Regions from separate parts of the Homo sapiens genome. Here region 2 is linked to region 1. Evidence: chromatin loops called from intact Hi-C (ENCODE). Cell type or tissue: transverse colon. All regions are shown on one strand. Each heading gives the region's core, and the rest is flanking DNA. Links, peaks and the distances in the headings are about the cores only. Region 1 has its middle 13 kb from the start of TRAPPC8. Region 2 has its middle 6.4 kb from the start of RNF138.

Evidence for each region. A loop is a pair of places that touch in the nucleus more often than their neighbours do. Peaks named below come from ENCODE experiments on the same cell type or tissue, not always from the same donor. Only the 100,000 strongest peaks of a DNase experiment are listed, where the experiment ranks them.
Region 2: a loop joins it to region 1, with 3 times the contacts of the local background. A loop is called at or near these places in 72 of 110 quality-filtered maps.

The regions. Positions count from the first base shown.
Region 1 is chr18:31,952,321-31,960,655 of GRCh38, reverse strand. No RefSeq gene overlaps it. Among named protein-coding and RNA genes, the nearest start is that of TRAPPC8, 13 kb to the right of the region's middle. RefSeq lists a silencer at 3,465-3,524. In transverse colon, for the core only: a CTCF peak has its summit at 3,482; DNase peaks (open chromatin) are centred at 3,529 and 6,068.
Region 2 is chr18:32,081,279-32,089,613 of GRCh38, reverse strand. It overlaps a transcript of RNF125 not described here. Among named protein-coding and RNA genes, the nearest start is that of RNF138, 6.4 kb to the left of the region's middle. RefSeq lists an enhancer at 4,233-4,362. In transverse colon, for the core only: a CTCF peak has its summit at 4,167; a DNase peak (open chromatin) is centred at 4,453; H3K4me3 peaks cover 566 bases; H3K27ac peaks cover 1,918 bases.

The DNA.
Region 1 (8,335 bases), core at 234-8,233:
CCCTCCCGGACGGGGCGGCTGGCCGGGCAGAGGGGCTCCTCACTTCCCAGTAGGGGCGGCCGGGCAGAGGCGCCCCTAACCTCCCGGACGAGGCGGCTGGCCGGGCGGGGGGCTGACCCCCCACCTCCCTCCCGGACGGGGCGGCTGGCCGGGCGGGGGGCTGACCCCCCCACCTCCCTCCCGGACGGGGCGGCTGGCCGGGCGGGGGCTGACCCCCACCTCCCTCCCGGACGGGGCAGCTGCCGGGCAGAGACGCTCCTCACTTCCCAGACGGGGTGGCTGCCGGGCAGAGGGGCTCCTCACTTCTCAGACGGGGCGGCTGCCGGGCGGAGGGTCTCCTCACTTCTCAGATGGGGCGGTTGCCAGGCGGAGGGTCTCCTCCCTTCTCAGATGGGGCGGCTGGGCAGAGACGCTCCTCACCTCCCAGACGGGGTCGCGACCGGGCAGAGGCGCTCCTCACATCCCAGACGGGGCGGCGGGGCAAAGGCACTCCCCACATCTCAGACGATGGCCGGCCGGCCAGAGACGCTCCTCACTTCCTAGATGGGATGGCGGCCGGGAAGAGGCGCTCCTCACTTCCTAGATGGGATGGCAGCCGAGCAGAGACGCTCCTCACTTTCCAGACTGGGCAGCCAGGCAGAGGGGCTCCTAACATCCCAGACGATGGGCGGCCAGGCAGAGACGCTCCTCACTTCCTAGACGGGGTGGCGGCCGGGCAGAGGCTGCACTCTGGGCACTTTGGGAGGCCAAGGCAGGCGGCTGGGAGGTGGAGGTTGTAGCGAGCCGAGATCACGCCACTGCACTCCAGCCTGGGCACCATTGAGCACTGAGTGAACCAGACACCGTCTGCAATCCTGGCACCTCCGGAGGCCGAGGCTGGCGGATCACTAGCGGTTAGGAGCTGGAGGCCAGCCCGGCCAACACAGCGAAACCCCGTCTCCACCAAAAAAATACGAAAACCAGTCAGGCGTGGCGGCACGCGCCTGCAATTGCAGGCACTCGGCAGGCTGAGGCAGGAGAATCAGGCAGGGAGGTTGCAGTGAGCCAAGATGGCAGCAGTACAGTCCAGCTTCAGCTCGGCATCAGAGGGAGACCGTGGAAAGAGAGGGAGAGGGAGACCGTGGGGAGAGGGAGAGGAGGGAGAGGGAGAGGGAGAGGGAGAGGGAGAGGGCAGCTTTTATATTTTAAGAGTATTGACATTATTAAAAATAAATAAAGAGGCCAGGCACAGAGGCTCACGCCTGTAATCCCAGCACTTTGGGTGGCCAAAGTGGGTCAATGGCTTGAGCCCAGGGGTTCAAGACCAGCCTGGGCAACATGGTGACACCCCATCTCTACAGAAAATACAAAAATTAACCGGGCGTGGCAGTGGGTACCTGTGGTCCTTGGTACTTAGCTACTTGGGGGGCTAAGGCAGTAGAATAGATTGAGCCTGGGAGGTAGAGGTTGTAGTGAGCTGAGATTGTGCCATTGCCCTCCAGCCTGAGTGACAAGAGTGAAACTCTGTCTCAAAACAAACAAAACAAAACAAAACCCTGTCTCAAAAAAGAAAAAAATATTTCCATGAAGAAACCCCAGTTTCAGTGCTGAAAATTTTTAAATATTCAGGAAATAAATAACATCAATCATATATAAACTCTTTCAAAAAAAGAGGAGAAAAGAACAACTCCTCATTTTTAGAGATGGGGTCTCCGTCTGTTGCCCAGACTGGTCTCAAACTCCTAAGCTCAAGTGATCCTCCTGTCTTGACCTCCCAAAGTGCTGGGATTACAAGAGTGAGCCACTGAGCTCAACCCCAATTTGTTTTTTGTTCTTTCTTTCTTTTTTGTTTTGTTTTTTTTAGATGGAGTTTTGCTCTTGTTGCCCAGGCTGGAGTGCAATGGCGCAATCTAGGCTCACCGCAACCTCTGCCTCCCGGGTTCAAGCGATTCTCCTGACTCAGCCTCCCAAGTAGCTGGGATTACAGGTGCCTGCCACCACGACCGGCTAATTTTTTTGTATTTTTAATAGAAATGGGGTTTCACCATGTTGGCCAGGCTGGTCTTGAACTCCTGACCTCAGGTGATCCACCTGCCTCGGCCTTCCAAAGTGCTGGGATTACAGGCATGAGCCACCGCACCCAGCTGTTTTTTCTTTTCTTGAAACAGAATCTCATTATCTTGCCCAAGGTAGGGTGCAGTAGTGTGAACACAGCTCACTGGAGCCTTGACCTCCTGGGCTCAAGCCATCATCCTGCCTCAACCTCCTGAGAAGCTGGGACCACAGACGTGCACCACCAGGCCTGGCTAATTTTTTAAATTTTTTTGTAGAGACTAGGTCTTGCCATGTTGCCCAGGCTGGTCTAAAACTCCTGGGCTCAAGCAGGAGTCTAAAACTCCTGGGCTCACCTCGGTCTTCCAAAGGGCTAGGATTACACACGTGAGCCACTGCACCTGGCTACTCAATTTGTTTTATGTGGCCATAATAACCACAAACTAGACAAATATATTACAAAATTAAATAAATAAAATAATATGCCAATATCCCTCATAAATTATATAATATGCTAATATCCCTCATACTCAAAAATTATTTACAAAATATTAGTAAATTTAATCCAACAACATATTAAAGGATTATATATATAAATATATATATACACATATATATACACACACACATATATATATGAAACCACCCCCACAGGATTGACAAGAATTGCATGTAGGGTTCTGGACTGATATGTAGTCATAACTAAGTATTAATCAGGCTGTACTTTGGCCCACTTCCTTGTTGCTAAAAGTCAGGTAGCACCAGGTACTGACCATTTGCATTCCCATTATTCCTATAGATAGGATTTCTGAAGTTAGGGTTGTAAGACTGTTTAAGAATTGATTTGCTTTAACATGAGGAAGGAAATTCAAAGAAAAAAAGAAATAAATAAAAGAATTGATTTGCATCCCCTTTGTTCCTATAGGCACGTTCTCTGACATTGGAATCATAAGACTTTTGTTTAAGAATCACTTGTAGGCTGGGCACAGTGGCTCATGCCTGTAATTCCAGCACTTTGAGAAGCTGAGGCAAGCGGATCACGAGGTCAGGAGATTGAGACCACCCTGACCAACATGGTGAAACCCCATCTCTACTAAATACGAACATTTAGCAAGGTGTGGTGGCACATGCCTGTGTAATCCCAGCTACTTGGGAGGCTGAGGCAGGAGAATCACTTGAACCCAGGAGGCAGAAGTTGTAGTGAACCGAGATTGTGCCACTATACTTCAGTCTGGGCAACAAGAGTGAAACTCCATCTCAAAAACAACAACAAGTCACTTGCTAGGCGCAGCGGCTCACGCCTGTTATCCCAGCACTTTGGGAGGCCGAGGCGGGTGGATCACCTGAGGTCAGGAGTTCGAGACCAGCCTGACCAACATGACGAAACCCCCCTCTCTACTAAAAATACAAAATTAGCCGGGCATGGTGGCAGGTGCCTGTAATCCCGACTAATTGGGAGGCTGAGGTTTCAGTGAGCCTAGATGGCGCCATTGCACTACAGCCTGGGCAACAAGAGCAAAACTCCATCTAAAAAAAGAATCACTTAACACCTTAAGCAATGGCTCACTCCCATAAGCCCAGCACTTTGGGAGGCCCAGGCGGGGCAGATCACCTGAGGTCAGGAGTTCAAGACCAGCCTAGCCAAAATGGTGAAATCCTGGTCTCTACTAAAAATACAAAAATTAGCCAGGCGTGGTGGCACATGCCTGTAATCACAGCTACTCGGCAGGCTGAGGCACCAGAATCCCTTGAATCCAGGAGGTGAAGGTTGCAGTGAGCCAAGATTGTGCCACTGAACTCCAGCCTGAGTGACAGAGTGAAACTCCGTCTACAAAATAAATAAATAACTTCAGATGTTTTTCACACCCTGACTTCCAGCAAGTAGTTTGAAGACCCCCACAGAGAAATGTGATCAGCATAAGAATACATCTTCATTTCTTTGTCCCTTGACTTCATCCTGCATTCTTTTTTCTATTGATTAGTTTTTATTTTTGTGGGTACATAAGTGTATACATTTATGGGGTACATGAAATGTTTTGATACTGACATGCAATGTGAAATAAGCACATCATGAAGAATGGGGTATCCATTCCCTCAAACAAACCAATTATACTATTTTATTTATTTATTTGGAGACAAAGTCTCGCTCTGTCACCTAGGCTGCAATGAAGTGGCACCATCTCGGCTCACTGCAACCTCAGCCCCCCGGGTTCAAGCGCATTCTCCTGCCTCAGGCTCCCAAGTAGCTGGGATTACAGGCACTTGCCACCACATCTGGCTAATTTTTTATATTTCTGGTAGAGACAGGGTTTCACCATGTTGGGCAGGCTGGTCTCGAACTCCTGACCTCAGGTGATCCACCCATGTAAGCCTCCCAAAGTGCTAGGATTATAGGCATGAGCCACCGTGCCCAGGCTACACTCTTTAGTTTAAAATGTACAGTTATTGGCCGGCGCGGTGGCTCATGCCTGTAATCCCAGCACTTGGGGAGGCAGAGGCTGGCGGATCACCCTAGGTCAGGAGTTCGAGACCAGCCTGCCCAACATGGAGAAACCCCCATCTGTAATAAAAATACAAAAAGCTGGGCTGGGCACAGTGGCTCACACCTGTAATCCCAGCACTTTGGGAGGCTGAGGTGGATGGATCACTTGAGGTCGGGAGTTCAAGACCAGCCTGACCAACATGGAGAAACTCCGCCTCTACTAAAAATACAAAATTAGCTGGGTGTGGTGGTGGATGCCTGTAATCCCAGCTACTCGGGAGGCTAAGACAGGAGAATCGCTTGAACCCGGGAGGTGGAGGTTGCAGTGAGCCAAAATTGCACTATTGAACTCCAGCCTGGACAACAAGAGCGAAACTCTGTCTCAAAAAAAAAAAAAAAAAAAAAAAATAGCGGGAATAATATCTGGTTGGTGTTGATCTAGGAAGAAGATAATTTTTTTTTTGAAGAAAAGAATGACAGACTCAGAGCTTCACATGTAAATGAATACAAGAAATCTAGTCCCAACTTTCTAAGCTTAAAGATAAAGAATGCTAGACTCAGGCCAGGAGCAGTGGCTCACACCTGTAATCCTAGCACTTTGGGTGGCTGAGGCAGGCAGATTGCCTGAGCTCAGGAGGTTGAGACCAGCCTGGCCAACATGGTGAAACCTGTCTCTACTAAAAATACAAAAATTAGCCGGCGGGGCATGTGGGGCATGTGCCTATAATCCCAGCTACTGGGGAGGCTGAGGCAGGAGAATCGCTTGAACCCAGGAGGTGAAGGTTGCAGTGAGCCGAGATCACGCCATTGTACTCCAGCCTGGGTGACAAGAGCAAAACTCCATCTCAAAAAAAAAAAAAGTATATTAAACTATATACTGGTGTAGCATACAGTTGATAGGATTCTTCCATTTGAGGAGAGAAATAAACAGTTTTTTCACTCACGTCCGTGTGAAGAGACCACCAAACAGGCTTTGTGTGAGCAATAAAGCTGTTTATTTCACCTGGGTGCAGGTGGGCTGAGTCCGAAAAGAGAGTCAGCAAAGGGTGGTGGATTATCATTGGTTCTTACAGGTTTTGGGATAGGCGGTGAAGTTAAGAGCAATGCTTTGCGGGCAGGGGTGGATCTCACAACGTACATTCTCAAGGGCGGGGAGAATTACAAAGAACCCTCTTAAGGGTGGGGGAGATTAGAAAGTACTTTCTTAAGGGTGGGGGAGATTAGAAAATACATTGATCAGTTAGGGTGGGGCAGAAACAAATCACAATGGTGGAATGTCATCAGTTAAGGCTATTTTTACTTCTTTTGTAGATCTTCAGTTACTTGAAGCCATCTGGATGCATTCGTGCAAGTCACAGGGGATGCGATGGCTTGGCTTGGGCTCAGAGGCCTGACAAGTTTCATCTTCAGTACTGGGAAAAGACGTCCTTAATTGCTTGTGCTTTTGTTATTAATTTGTCCAGCAAGCTTCCTCTCTTTTAGTGACAGACCCTGTCCTCTTGGCCTTGAAGGCTGGCACATGACCAAACCTGGGTAATCATAGGTTCTCACTTTTACTGGACGTGATAAATTGTCCAAAGGGCATGTGATGCAAGCAGGGCCCAATGCCAGATGATTCAGAGACACAGACAAGTAATGTGATATCCTAGACCCCAGGGAAATACCTCTTGCTGGGTACCTCATTCCTGATAAAGTGTGGTGGAGATCACTATTATCCCACATTCATTCTACTCCTCTTCCTTTAGCAACAGAATCCTTGCGCCTATGTTTTCCAGCCTATTTTTGAGATAGGTGTGTCCATGAGACTCAATGGGGCCAGTGGGATTGACTGAAGTTATTGAATGGCATTTCTATGATTTGACTTTTTAAATTTAAATTTTTTTTTTTTTTTTTTTTTTTTTTGGAGACGGAGTCTCACTCTGTCGCCCAGGCTGGAGTACAGTAGCACAATCTCGGCTCACTGCAACCTCCACCTCCCGGGTTCAAGCAATTCTCCTGCCTCAGCCTCCCAAGTAGCTGGGACTACCGGCACCCGCCACCAAGCCTGGCTAATTTTTTTGTATTTTTTAGTAGAGATGGGGTTTCACTGTGTTGCCCAGGCTGGTTTTGAACTCCTGAGCTCAGGCAATCTGCCTGCCTCGGCCTCCCAAAGTGCTAGGATTACAGGTGTCAGCTACCATGCCCAGCTATGATTTGACTTTAAACCATTAGACATGTACTTTTTCATTCTCTTTTCCCTATTCCTGCAGGCCAGAAAGCAGATGGGGCAGTGACTCAGCTTTAATCCTGTAGAAGCGGATAACATCTTAGACGATGGTAGACCAATAAGCTAGAAAGATTTGTTCCTTATTGATTTTTGTCTCCAACTCCTCTAGAAAATACTTTATGATCATTCCCAAGTCCTTATAGTTTTGCAAACAAGAAGTAGGTGCAGAATCAAGAGAATATTCTATCTCTGCCTTTTTCATCTCTCTTAGGAATGGCCTTAGAGGATATTGACTAAGGGATATCCTCCTAGCAAGCAGGACTGGAAGTAGATCAGTTTGACCACAAGATTCATTCCACTGACTGGAGAATGAATTTTTGCTGTCCTTGTCCAGTGGCCATTGTAAATTGTCTTTCCTTTAAAATATGGTATTAAAAGATTGTCCTGTATTCTTTCATTGTTGACTGGGGTTGTTTTAATTTTTTTTATTTTTAAGGTCTGGATTGAGATGAAATGGGGTTGTTTTTATTTAAAATTTAGTCATTTGAAATAGGACCATGAAGACCTGACCAAGAAGAGCACACACCCTCAAGAGATCCCTTGCTTTGGAACTGTGCGTGGTGACTTTTTTTTTTTTTTTTTTTTTGAGACAGTCTCGCTCTGTCGCCCATGCTGGAGTGCAATGGTGTGATCTGGGCTCACTGCAACCTCTGCCTTCCGGGTTCAAGTGATTCTCCTGCCTCAGCCTCCTAAGTAGCTGGGATTACAGGTGCACACCACCACGTCCAGCTAATTTTTGTATTTTTAGTAGAGACAGGGTTTCGCCATGTTGGTCAGGCTGGTCTCCAACTCCTGACCTCATGATCCACCTGCCTCGGCTTCCCAAAGTGCTGGGATTACAGGCATGAGCCACCGAGCCCGGCCTAATTTTTGTATTTTTAGTCAGATGGGGTTTCATCATGTTGGTCTGGTCTCGAATTCCTGACATTGTGATCTGCCCACCTTGGCCTCCCAAAATGCTGGGATTACAGGCGTGAGCCACCGAGCCCAGCCTAATTTTTGTATTTTTAGTAGAGATGTAGATGTATTTTTAGTAGGGATGGGGTTTCACCATGTTGGTCAGTCTGGTCTCAAATTCCTGACCTTGTGATCTGCCTGCCTCGGCCTCCCAAAGAGCTGGGATTACAGGCCTGAGCCACTGTGCCTGGCTGGATGTGATTTTTTGCTTGTTTTCCTTTGGATGCATGATAAGCCTATTTTCAGTTTTAAAGGGGATAATTACTAGTTAGCAGCATTCTTGGAATCATATATATGAGAAGAAGGGTATGTGTGAATGCTGAGAAGCCAATGGGTAGTTTGTGGTATATGATGGGTATTGTTTTTGTTTAGCCAGTGAACTTTCCCATTCCCATTTTACTCATCATAGTTTCTATCTCCCCGCCTACAGGAATGGAAATATGACCTATGCCTGGCTGGTAATATCGCCCATTTACCTGGAAATCGATTGGTTCAGGGTGTCAACAAAAAGAGTCAAACTGTGTAAGATATTTGAAGAGATTTATTATGAGTCAAATATGAGTGACCATGGACCATGACACAGCCCTCAGGAAGTCCTG
Region 2 (8,335 bases), core at 171-8,170, 130 kb before region 1:
ATGACACAATCTTCTTTCTTGGCAACATTTCTGGTGAAAAGCTACTTGATATTTTTATAAGAATGTCATAGATTTACTCAAAATACATTCAGCTGCGTAAATAAAATGTCCTCAGCCTTTGGTCATTAGAAGGGAAAACCCTAGATGTAGACCGATTTGGTAAACTGTGCTGCAATAATTTAAACAGTTCCTTTAAGTTTGGGTTAAACCAGTCAGTCCCTCTCAGTGGGCTTCCCTCAGAATGGCATTTGGGAGAAGGGAAGGGAGGATGATGGGTAGCTGACATGAACTCAAGGCACTATAGGGGAATCTGGCTCCTGAAATCTGCAAGTTCTCTTTTGCATTTTTGCCGGATTTTCTTTAGCCAGACTAATTTTCTCTGCTCCTTGAGATGTAATGTGTCCTGGGTGTTCTCTTGCTGAAACTTGCTGATGAAGATTGCTCGGACCTGTCTCTCAGCTGGGCCAAGGCCCTGAGATATGTCCTAGCTTCACCAACACTGTAAAACCTTCTGATTCCTGCCACGATCACCTTCCAATTCCTTAACCCTCAACATGGCAGGCTCCTTAGCAGGCTCTCTGGCTCTCAACACAACTACTGTCTATGACATCCTTTGTGGTTCTCCCTCTGGTTCTGAACAGCCTGTAAGGCCATGTGCTTCCAGGGCACACACTCCAACCCATCTAAACCACCTTTCCCCCCCAGAATGAAGCCCCTACTTTGTTTCTTCTCCTACAGTCTCTTGGATTAGAAGGAATGGACTTTTCCCCTTGCCACTTCTTGCTGATTGGGTGCTCTAAAACTCTCCAGTCAAGACCAGGCGTGGTGGATCATGCTCCTAATCCCAGCACTCTGGGAGGCCGAGGCAGGCAGATCACTTGAGGTCAGGAGTTCGTGACCAGCCTGGACAACATGGCGAAACCTGTCTCTACTAAAATACAAAAATTAACCGGGCATGGTATGCATGCCTATAGTCCCAGCTACTCCAGAGGCTGAGGCAGAAGAGTGGCTTGAACCCAGGAGGCAGAAGTTGCAGTGAGCTGAGATGGCACCACTGCTCTCCAGCCTGGGTGACAGAGCGGGACTCTGTCTCAAAAAATAAAAAATCAAAATAAGTAAATAAAACTCTCCAGTCAAGTTCGATGGATCTTGATATGCAAAAGAGAAAAATAAAATAATTTAGAATACTGATTTCTTGACAAGGCCTGGCTTTATCTTACTACAAACCTTCAAAATCCTGTTTTGCTGGTAAAAGTGATTGCCTTTGAAGAAGTGAACTGGGAAGCTGGAGGATGGAACAGGAGAGAGGCTCATGTTTCACTCTCTACCCTTTGGTATCTTTGTAAATTGCTACCATGTGCAGTGTTGACACTCAGCTGGTTTGTACCAGTACCATTTTCCTAGTCTTTTTCAGCCTTGTCCATCCTGACTGGTGAGTAGTCTGTCCTGAATGACCAGTGCCAATTTGGTTCCAGTTGCTAAATATTTTTATTTTAGCAAATATTAGCTAAATATTACTCTTGACTATGTACATACACAACTGTTCCATGAAAGGGCTATATATGCAAAGTGACTCTCAAATGCAGAAGAAGCCAAAAATCCAAAGAAGAGGCAAACAAATCCAGTTTGCTGGTAGCAGGTGATTTACTGGGGAACTTGTGGATGGAAGTGTGGTCTTGGGCAGCAGCAAGACAGGTGGATCTTCGTATTGTTATCCTGCAGACCATAAGGAAAGGGTATACATAATGTGCAGGAAAATTAAAGTTCACCCCTGAGGGAAAGACAAGAATACTATGTGCATTACAGCCTATAATTTGCTTAAGGGCAGGATTTATGATTAAGACCATGCTCTTTTTACACAAGGAATCATAAAGAAGAACTCTTAGGGGCATTCCTGGAACTGGGGTTAATCAGAAGTCAACCTAGCATGTTAACATCCATGATGGAGTTCTTTAACCTCCACAATAACCAATTGTGTAGGGAAAACTCTAACCATATTTTACCTTTACTCTCACGCACCACAACAATCAACACAGAAGAAGACTTCTGTGAACAAATATGTGGGGGGTTTTCCCCATGCACCAAGCAGCAGACAGCAAATGGGTGTCCTCTAATTCAGTTCCTACCTACCCAGAGACAGTGTCAGATCCCACAGGTTGGGGGCCCAGTTCCCAAGACTGGCTTCCATACCCCCAGACACCACTTACAAGTCCGGGCCTCCAGAACTTCCGACCAACCAGCTTCAAGTTGCGGTTCCCATAGCCCACTCTTTGGGTTTCATTAATTTGCTGGAGCAGTGCACAGAACTCAGAGAAACATGATTACTGGTGTATTATAAAGGATATTGCTCCAGCAAATTAATGAAACCGAAAGAGTGGGCTCTGGGAACCGCAACTTGAAGCTGAAGCAGCACACAGAACTCAGAGAAACACGATTACTGGTATATTATAAAGGATATTGCAAAAGATACAGATGACGAGACGCATAGGGTAAGGTATGGGGGAAGAGGTGCAGAGCTTCCAAGCCTTCCCTAGATTGGCCGTTTCCTCTTACCAGTGGTTTAAGCATGAGTGTGTATGTGACTCAGTTATGACCAAAAGGCTGTGAAGGGAATTATTATGAGGGGCATCAGCAAGCACTTTTCTTTGATGATCAAAGACAAGGCCAGGCATGGTGGCTCATTCCTGTAATTCCAGCACTTTGGGAGGCTGAGGTACAAGGATAGCTTGAGGTCAGGAATTTGAGACCAGCCTGGACAACATAGTGGGACCCTGTCTCTACAAAAACATTTTAGAGGCCAGGCATGGTGGCTCATACCTGAAATCCCAACACTTTGGGAGGCCGAGGCAGGCAGATCACCTGAGGTCGGGAGTTCGAGACCAGCCTGACCAACACGGAGAAACCTGCCTCTACTAAAAATACAAAATTAGCTGGGTGTGGTGGCAGGAGCCTGTAATCCCAGCTACTTAGGAGGCTGAGGCAGGAGAATCACTTGAACCTGGGAGGCAGAGGTTGCGATGCGCTGAGATCATGCCATTGCACTCCAGCCTGGGCAACAAGAGCAAAACTCCATCTTAAAAAAAAAAAATTAGAAATTAGCATGGTGTGGTGGCTCACACGTGTAATCCCAGCTACTCGGGAGACTGAGTTAGGAAGACTGGTTGAGCCTGGGAGGTCAAGGCTGCAGTGAGCCATGATCACTCCACTGCACTCCAGCCTGAACAACAGAGAACCTGTCTCAGAAAAAAAAAAAAAAAACACAAATATCTAGGTGCAGTGGTGTGCACCTATAGTCCCAGCTATTCGAGAGGCTGAGGCAGGAGGATTGCTTGAGCCCAGGAGTCCTACCTAAGCAACACAGCAAGAGCTTGTCTCTTAAAAAAAAAAAAAAAAGACAAATCTACTCCCCCATCTAGATGTTTCTTTGTCTATATGTGCTACGTGGAACTACAAGCAGGATGAAACCATGTAAAGAGCCAGCCGTGAAAAGAAAAGCCAATGTGCTGAAGGTGGTAAAGCTGAAAGATGGAAAGAATATATAGGTTCTTGATATATTAATATTTGAATTATTCAATTACTCTAGTCAACCCTGAAACTGCCCTCCCTCCTATCTGTTAATCAAGATTAATTAAACACCTTCTAGTTTGAGCCATTCTCAGTGGGTTCTTTGGTTATTTGTAGTTGGAAGTATCTGACCTAGGCATTTGCCTTTCTGCATCTCTTTCCCTGTTCTGCCCTTGTTGTTCTGCTCTTTTTGTTGGAGCTGACTCTTATAAACTGTTTCCCAGTTTCCCTTACCAGCTGACTTCTGGCTATATTCAGCCAATACGAGGCACCAATGAGAGATCAGGAAGGAAGGAAGAACGAAACCAAGTTACTTCTCTCTCTCTTTTTTTTTTTTTTTTTTTTTTTTGATAAGTCGTTTCACTCTTGTTGCCCAACCTGGAGTACAATGGTGCAGTCTTGGCTCACTGCAACCTCCACCCCCAGGTTCAAGCGATTCTCCTGCCTCAGCCTCCCAAGTAGCTGAGATTACAGGCACCCGCCGCCACACCCGGCTAATTTTTTGTATTTTTAGTAGAAATGGGCTTTCACCATGTTGGTCAGGCTGGTCTCAAACTCCAGACCTCAGGTGATCCTCCCACCTTGGCCTCTTAAAGTGCTGGGATTACAGGTGTGAGCCCCCTCACCCAGCTTTCTCTCTCTCTCTCTCTCTCTCTCTCTCTCTCTCTCTCTCTCTGCTTCTGGCAGTGGTTTCATTTCTTCTGCGGTTTTGGCTTCTGTGAGGCTGCACTTTCTTTGGTCCTGCTTCCTGCTGGGCAGGCCCTTCCTTTTCTCAATGCCTTGTGTATTTGCTTCACTGTCAACTTGGCCTTTCTGCTCTTTTAATGTCTTTGTAATTAGTTTCCCATATTAATCATCCTCTACTGAACCACCCTTGCAAGCTCCGCTTTCCTGATTGGCCCCTGTCCCAGTTTCCTAGCTGAATCAACAGTTCAGAAGGAGAGGAGAGGCAAGTGACAAAGAAATGCCGCAAAGTGGTTCTTCCTTCCCAAAGACAAGGAACTGGGTTACTTTTCATTGTAAGCTTAAATTCTCTCCTCACACCTCTGCAAAGTAGCTGAAATGGAAGTTCAAAAGTGAGATTAAATTAACTATAGAAAATGAAGGAATTTATCTTTTGAATTCACCCCAGTTTGAGACAGTTACATTTCAACTTCTTCATAAATGTCATTATGAACATGAATTTTCATGACATTTAATTTCATATCATCCATATTTTATGTATTATTATACAGCTTCCATTTTTAACAATGTTCATATGAGTAGCCCCGGTGACCCTGTTTATCCTGTGGAATCTGGCCTCTATGTTACAGTTGATTAGGATAGAGGTGAATATAATCCCAGCTTGTGATAGCCACACTGTGTCTCCCAAAACTGTGGAACTGAGATTCTGATATTCTAGTCAGTCTCTATCAAATCCCTTAATTTGGAAGGCATGTTAACACAGGAGCTGTGGGGCAGCCACCTTCTCCCTTGCCCAAACACACAAATCAGTCAGTAGAAAGAGAGCAAACCAACAATGAAACAGATATTCGGAATGCAGCTAAAGTCACTTCACTGAATAAACTATGCTGTCCTAGGAGGCAGAGCCCTAGAGTAGACCAGTAATGATGAATAGATTTCAACAAATCAACTCACATTTCAACTTTTCTTTGACACTGTTCTTGTTTTTTTGTTTGTTTGTTTGTTTGTTTGGAGACATAGTCTTGCTCTATCCCACAGGCGGGAATGCAGTGGCACTATCTCGGCTCACTGCAACCTCCGTCTCCTGGGTTCAAGCGATTCCCCTGCCTCAGCCTCCCAAGTAGCTGCGATTACAGGCATGCGCCACCAAGCCTGGCTAATTTTTGTATTTTTGTAGAGATGGGGTTTCAGCAAGTCGGCTAGGCTGGTCTCAAACTCCTGACCTCAGGTGATCCACCTGCGTCGGCCTCCCAAAGTGCTGGGATTACAGGTGTAAGCCACCGCACCTGGTCAGTTGTTTTTTAATCTTTGAGAGAAACATTTAAATTTGAAGCTAAAAGATCTTTCTCCATTTCTCTCTCGCTCTTCTCTCCCTTTCTCCCTTTCTTTTTCTTACCTTTTCTCCCTCCCTCTTTCCTTTTTTTCCCTTTTTGTTTTTCCTTTACTCCACATTTTTTTTTTCGAGACAGGGTCTCGCCTCTGTTGCCCGGGCTGTAGTACAGTGGCACAATCATAGCTCACTGCAGCTTCAAACTCCCAGGCTCAGTCAATCCTCCTGCCTCTGCCTCCTGAGTAGTGAGAACCATAGGCACACACCACCACACTCAGCTAATTTTTGTAGAGATGGGGTTTGGCCATGTTACCCAGGCTGGTTTCAAACTTCTGAGCTCAAGCAATCTGCCTACCTAGGCCTCCCAAAGTGCTGGGATTACAGGCATGAGCCACCGCACCTGACCTACTCCACATTTATTAACATCCTCTGGGCATTGTTCTGCCCCGGCTTCCTCGCCAGGACAGAGGAAACTATAACAAGATTAGTTCCAGTATCACACTGGAGGCAAAAGCCTGACACCAATTTTAAAAAGCAAACAAAGCCTACATTTTAGGGAAACAGAAGAACCCTCCAGCCCACATATAAGCCCTTCTTTCTATACATGAAGTTCAATAATTCCAGCCTTACCCCTTAATATATAGGCATTTATTATTTTCTCGAAAGGAGGTAATCCAAAGTCCCTTCTAGCAGCAATGTCACAATGTCATGAGACCACTATTTTTCCAGTTCAGTATTGCCAAATGATTTACCTTTCCCTTTACTTGGGTCTTAATCTGGTCCAATTTTGAGATCTCATGATACTGCAACCTTAGACCAAATAAGAAATGTAATTCCTATCAACCACCTGTTATGTACCACAATGGAGAGCAAATACAACTACAATGAAAACTTCCATTTAGAACATGGAAAAAGGGGAAGAAACACAGGACATGTACCATCTGTTGCTGGACAGAATTAATAAAGTAAAGCAGAGAACCACAGCATCTCATGGGCATCATTTGGTTGACTTTGCAACAGTGAGAGCTCTATTGCCAACAAATCTAGCTTCTCTGATATTGCCTTCTGGGATCATTTCTATTGTCAAGGGAGCATCTGAAAGGACATTAGAGGAGACTACCCTGTTTGGGGAGAGAGGATGGGTATATCTCACAATTCACTTTTTGTTAAAGGTATTGGAGTCCACAAATGCCCTGAGGACCTTAGGGTCTCCAAGGAACTGGGACATTGGTTTCAATGAATCACAGTCCTGTTATACGAATTGTGTTTTTCCAGTGCTATAATTCTAATAAAAACTTAGTCACCTGTCCATCATTTTCATTATAGGGGAAATTCCTAAAAGCAAACACCAAAAATGTCAGGTCAGCAGGGCTGCTAAATTGAAGAGCCAAGGCTGGCCTACACACATAGAGTTTCCGTTCCTTAGCAGCAACTCTGGGGGCGATGTATATCCCAGTACACTCTGTTTGACAAACTTTATATCAGGACAGCGTGAAGACGACTACCTGGGCTGGCAGAGAGGTCTTCTCTATTCCCTAAAATATTGCCTGGTGATCTGAATTCACAGCATCCTGAATCTACGCTCCCAGGTTGCAGATCTCAAACTTGGCCCAAATAAACTCTCTACTTATATTTAAACATACATATAATATAAATACAAATATAATATATATGATGTGTGTCCATGTATATATATGTGTGTGTGTGTGTTTGTGTGTGTATATACATATACCAGTCCAATGTATTTTGTGCAGGTAGTGACATCTTATTTGATTTGCCAGGAGAGAAGCCAGTGTGAGGTTTTGTTTTCCTATTTGATTTGCCAGGAGGGAAGCCAGTGTAATGTACTGAATACCAGTCCAATGTATTTTGTACTGATAGTGACATCCTATTTGATTTGCCAGGAGGGAAGCCAGTGTGAGGTTCTCTAATGTAGCTCAGGGAGCCAAGATTCCCCAAACCCTCCATTCCATTCATTCCTTCCCACTCCGGTTGCCAGGATCTCAAACTTTCCCACTCAGCATTTCAAACTTACATACAGAAAAGGAAGTGAATCAAAGAACTTGACTCCTGTACCTCAGTCCATCAAATGATTACTTTCTTCATTTGGACCTCCACATTCTCAATTCCCAACTTCCTTTTTTCTACTCACATCCAGAAAAATCTCCATGGAAGAATGTAAATTTCTGGTTGTACCTTATTGAAAGTGCTCAGGAAAAATCAACACAATCTGATTTATCAGTCTGGGTCTAATCATGAGAGAGAAACCACACAATAATTTGAACAGAGAAAGTTTAATATTAAAAATTTTAAATTATAATAGATTTTATAGGTTGAATTGTATCCTTTTCTCTCCCCAATTCCTATGTTTAAGTTCTAACCCCAGTACCTTAGAATGTGACTCTTTTTGGAGGTATGGCTTTTAAAAAGTAATTAAGTTAAAATGGGGGTGATACTAACTATAACTTGTAACTCAGTAAATATCTAAGAGATGGTACAATCACTGCAAATGGTGGGGGAAACAAGCAAACAATGTTCTGTGCTTTAAGCTTCATCCAAAGTCTGGAGAGAGACCAGTGGGTGAAAAAAATAGCAACAGAGAGTAAAGTTGTTGTCTCTATATTTAAATACTTCATTTTTGAAACCCCAAGAGCTTTGCCAGTAAGATGACATTTCTTCTTTCCTAAATTTCACTGACAATTATAATTTCCTAAACTGGGTGTCATAGAACTATATATACACCATGGTATTTGCTTA